Linked DNA regions of Homo sapiens: region 1 is linked to region 2. A link is an interaction called in ENCODE POLR2A ChIA-PET data of the cell type or tissue named here. Cell type or tissue: K562. All regions are shown on one strand.

The links. Peaks named below come from ENCODE experiments on the same cell type or tissue, not always from the same donor. Only the 100,000 strongest peaks of a DNase experiment are listed, where the experiment ranks them.
Region 1: POLR2A ChIA-PET joins it to region 2 with 5 read pairs; 2 of 35 experiments call an interaction of 5 or more read pairs at or near these places.

Annotation. Positions count from the first base shown.
Region 1 is chr11:66,099,915-66,102,414 of GRCh38, forward strand. The region is part of intron 1 of PACS1 (phosphofurin acidic cluster sorting protein 1); the gene reads left to right. Among named protein-coding and RNA genes, the nearest start is that of PACS1, 31 kb to the left of the region's middle. RefSeq lists enhancers at 1-509, 420-489, 510-1,417, 590-689 and a silencer at 1,060-1,139. In K562, no CTCF peak of the experiment used is centred here; no DNase peak of the experiment used is centred here.
Region 2 is chr11:66,560,666-66,563,165 of GRCh38, forward strand. ACTN3 (actinin alpha 3) reads left to right here. Exons shown (of 21, transcript NM_001104.4): 15 at 1-90; 16 at 562-696; 17 at 793-972; 18 at 1,357-1,503; 19 at 1,592-1,657; 20 at 2,131-2,289; 21 at 2,370-2,500. Among named protein-coding and RNA genes, the nearest start is that of CTSF, 6.7 kb to the right of the region's middle. In K562, no CTCF peak of the experiment used is centred here; a DNase peak (open chromatin) is centred at 1,236.

The DNA of each region.
Region 1 (2,500 bases), 460 kb before region 2:
CTCGGTTCACCACAACCTTGGCTTGCTGCAACCTCGGCTCACTGCAACCTCCGCCTCCTGGGTTCAAGCAGTTCTCCTCCCTCAGCCCCCTGAGTAGCTGGGATTACAGACATCCGCCAGCACACCCAGCTAATTTTGTATTTTTAGTAGAGACGTGGTCTCGCCATGTTGGTCAGGCTGGTCTCGAACTCCTGACCTCAGGTGATCTGCCCGCCTCGGCCTCCCAAAGTGCTGGGATTACAGGCGTGGGCCACCACGCCTGCCTTTTTCTTTATATATCTTAAAAACCATGTATTCAGACTGATCTCTTAAATTCCAATGTAACATTTTAGGGTTCTCTCCAGCCTAAGCCCTTTGCATGTTTGTAAGTACCTCTTCCAAGAGGTACTTGGAAGAAACCTGGCTTTCACTATTCTCAGTATATTTACTTATTTGCTCCTTGTAACTGGTCTTTCACCTACCCTGACCTTGCCTTCTGTCTACCACATCTGCACGTGCCCTCACACCCCTGCCTCAGCACCCTGCGTCCTTGAGCACTAGTAGGTGGAAGCAGGAAAACAGACGTGTAAACTTCATAACAGTGACTCATAAGACAATAGAGGTGGAAAGCGAGAAGCCGATTTACTCTGCAAAATCATAAGTAGTATTTGTTCCATTATCTACTGTTGTGTAAAAAAGTCTCTCCAAAAGTTATCACTTAAAATAAGGGAAGAACTATTTTGCATACAAACTGCACTTTGGGCAGAGTTCAGCAATAATACTCAATTCTCTCTGCGGCACTCAAGTGAGGTGGGCTGGTTCAAAGTTGGAGCATCCAGGGGCGGAGGCTAGAATCTTGTGCAGTCTCCCTCACCGTGTGATGTCTGGCAGCTGATGCCAGCTATTAGCTGGGACCTCCATGAGAACTGTGGCTGGAACACCTGTTATGGCCTTTCCACGTGGCTGCTTGGCTTCCTCACGGTACGGTGGCTGGGTTCCAAGGGCAGGCATCACACAAGCAAGAGCGAGCTGGCGGAAGCCTCAGTGCCTGTCCTCCTCCAGCGTGGAGAGTCACATGGCCTCATTTCTACTGCATTCTGCTGGTTAGAAGGAAGTCACTAAAGCCAGCCATATTCAGGGGGAGGGTAATTTGTTTCCACTTTTTCATGAGAGGACTGTTAAAGAATTTATAGATATGTTTTAAGACTGGCACAGAATTTAAAAATATACTATTTTCTGGAAGAATGGAAGATTCATTTGTACAGTTGCATTCGTTCAGTATTTTTAATTCATTTTTTTTAAAAGTTTTAAACACTTACATCTACTGGTATATAGGTATGCTTGCCCCATTTCCTTTTCTTTTCACTTTCTCTTTTTACAGAACCCTGCTGCAAGCTAACTCATGTATGCGTCCGTTCATGCTTTTGTTCATTCTTGTGTGATACAGAAATGTATATACACATACATACAGTGGGTTGGGAATCTTGTTTTTAAAAAATAGAATCACATTGAAACTAATTTTTGCATCCTGTTTTTCTGAACACCTTGGAGAAATCCCTATAAATCAAGAGGTTTCATTCTAATTTGTTCTTTTTAGATGCTGCACATACTCTGTTTTCTGATTTGGTTATTTGATCATGACGGGGTAGGAATAGAGAGGGACAGGCTTCAAAGAAAGGGTAGTCAGGAAAGAGAAAGAGGAGGAGTGCTAGGTATTCCTGGGGTCTTCAACCTGATGTGTCATCGAAGTGGGTGGGAAGTTGGGAAAATGGTGGTGGGGAGGTGTGTTGGTTGGTTTTAGCGGGGAAATGAGTATTTTTTTATATGCACTAAAATTACCTACCAGGCAGTTGAATACATAGGAGCAGGGAGTGAGTCCAAGGATAGGACTGGAGTTGATAGACAAAGCTATAAAGGGAGACGGTTACTGGGGGGAGAGCTCTGTCTCGCTTAGCATCACTTGCTGTTAGTGGTGGGCCCAGACAGTGACTGAAATATTTTCATTCCAGACCAGGGTCCAGTGTATTTATACTTGATGCATTAAGTTCTGATCTTTAAAAAGCTGCCAGTTTTTTAGAAGGAGAGTTTTTATTTTCATTTTATATGGTGTGGGCTGAAGGAATCTTTTGCTAAATATAACAATGTGAGTTTGCTAGTCTTTCTGAGGCATTGAAGGCATTTAAAATTTGAAACCAGAGCTACCTGATGGGAACATCCTTGATCTCTTCTCCAAGTCAAACCAACCTAGGCCACGTGTAATAATTAGTTCAATTGAATGGCTGAAGAAGGATTTATTTGCCCCTTTTATGTTACAGAGGAGATCCACAGTACAGCTAGAAAAGGGATGCAGAATGAACAGGACAGACACGTGATTCTGACCCTGATAACCACTCTGCATCCATCGGATTTACTATTATTATTATTATTATTATTATTTTATTTTTTATTTTGAGACGGGTCTCACTCTCTCACCCAGGCTGGAGGGCAGTGGTGCGATCTCGGCTCACTGCAACCTCCGCCT
Region 2 (2,500 bases):
AAGATCTGCCAGACGTATGGGCTGCGGCCCTGCTCCACCAATCCCTACATCACCCTCAGCCCGCAGGACATCAACACCAAGTGGGATATGGTCAGTGCCACCTGCAGCCTTCCTCCCACCCCCTCCTGCATACTGTGACCACCCTGAAATCTCGGGTGGCCCAAGATATGGAGAATAAAGTCCATCTTCAGATGTGGGGTCTGCCACAGACTCCACGTGGGATTGGATAAATCGCCTTGCCTGTCTCGGGCTCATCTGTATATGATGAGCTGTAACAGCAGCATTCTCCTGTCAGGACTGATGTGAAGTAGAATTAAGCCTTGTGTGTGGACATCTTTTATAAATCCACCCATATTAGTAAATGATGCCATCAGCCCCATTTTGCAGATGAGAAAACTGAAGCCCACATGGGTTAGTGACTTGCCCAAGAGCTTTCTCGTATATCCCAGACAAGTTGGCTCAAAGCAACAGGGGCTGAGGTTTGAGGGGCTGGAGCCCATCTCCCCTAAAGCCATTTCCCAGCCCCCAGAGCTGGCTCTGGCATAACTGCCCTCCTCCCAGGTCCGAAAGCTGGTGCCCAGCTGTGACCAGACACTGCAGGAGGAGCTGGCACGGCAGCAGGTAAACGAGAGGCTCCGGCGACAGTTTGCGGCCCAGGCCAATGCCATTGGACCCTGGATCCAGGCGAAGGTGGAGGTAAGGGCTGGGATAGTGGGTCCAACCTGGGGGGATGGGGCCAGGGCTGGGCCACAGGGAGTTGGGAGCCCTCATGCTGCCTGGGAACCCCTGCAGGAAGTGGGGCGGCTGGCAGCAGGGCTAGCTGGCTCTCTGGAGGAGCAGATGGCTGGGCTACGGCAGCAGGAGCAGAACATTATCAACTACAAGACTAACATTGACCGGCTGGAGGGTGACCACCAGCTGCTGCAGGAGAGCCTGGTGTTCGACAATAAGCACACCGTCTACAGCATGGAGGTGGGATCACACCCTCTCAGGAGAGTGGGGAGGCAGCACTGGCTGAGGAGGCCCAGGGAGATCACAGCTGGACAGAGCATGTGTGTCCCAGCAGAGTCCCCAGTTCAGCTTGGCCAGGTCCCTTAAGACCCAGCGATGGAAAGTGACCCTTCCAGAGTCACAAAGCCGTCCAAAACCAGGCCAAGATTGGCCATAGCTGGTTATCAAAAGACAGGAAGGACTGCTGGGGTGGGGGTGGGTTACTCAGTGGAGCCTCCAGATGGGGATGGAGGCCCAGTGAGGGGGAGGACTTGCCCAGGGTCATTCAGTGAACTGGATGTGGAGCTAGAGCCAGTGGCCAGGCACTGGCCGCCCACTGACAGTGGCCTGTCCCCTGACCGCCAGCACATCCGCGTGGGCTGGGAGCAGCTGCTCACCTCCATTGCCCGCACCATCAATGAAGTGGAGAACCAGGTACTGACCCGAGACGCCAAGGGACTGAGCCAGGAGCAGCTCAACGAGTTCCGAGCATCCTTCAACCACTTTGACAGGGTCAGCAGGGGCCTGGCCCTGTGGGGTAAGACACTTGGGGGCTGGTGGAGGCTGGAGACCAAGCCTGATAACCACTCACCCCCTACAGAAGCAGAATGGGATGATGGAGCCTGATGACTTCCGAGCTTGCCTCATCTCCATGGGCTATGACCTGGTGAGAGCTCCCCAGCTCCTTCCCAGGAGTCCCAAAGTACCCCCTCCTCTGTGCTGATCACCTACTGTGCACCTCCCATCTTCACATACACCATCCCCTGCATCTTCACTACATCCACACAGGGGCTAGCAAGGCTCAGGGAGGTAAAACTCACTTGGACCCAGTTCTGTGTGGACCCAAAGTCTGAGCTTGCAACATTTTTACCTGTAGGGAAACAGCACTACAGAAACGGGTGTGGCCCTGGAAAAAAAATCAGGACCAGGGAGCAAATCTGCTTCCTGCTGTGGGTAGGATGCAGATTTCAGCCTACCATAAAGGACTTCCTACAGCCAGGGCTAAGGTCTCTGGAGGAAGGGAACTCCCTTGTTACTGGGGCTCTGCTAGCTGAGGTTGGACAGTCCCCAGGAGGGGACACTGGGAGCCCTCCTGGCTTTAGTGCTCATGGGCATAGTGCCTGGCCTCTATCCCTGCAGGGGGAAGTGGAGTTTGCTCGCATCATGACCATGGTGGACCCCAACGCAGCTGGGGTGGTGACCTTCCAGGCCTTCATAGACTTCATGACCCGAGAGACAGCCGAGACTGACACGACTGAGCAAGTTGTAGCTTCCTTCAAGATCTTGGCAGGAGACAAGGTGAGTCCCAGGCGGTGGAGGGGCTGGTGGGCTAGGGCAGGGCACGGGACCTGTGGGTCCTCAACGCCTCTTCTCCCCAGAACTACATCACCCCCGAGGAGCTGCGGCGCGAGCTCCCTGCCAAGCAGGCCGAGTACTGCATCCGCCGTATGGTGCCCTACAAGGGATCCGGGGCCCCGGCTGGAGCCCTGGACTACGTGGCCTTCTCCAG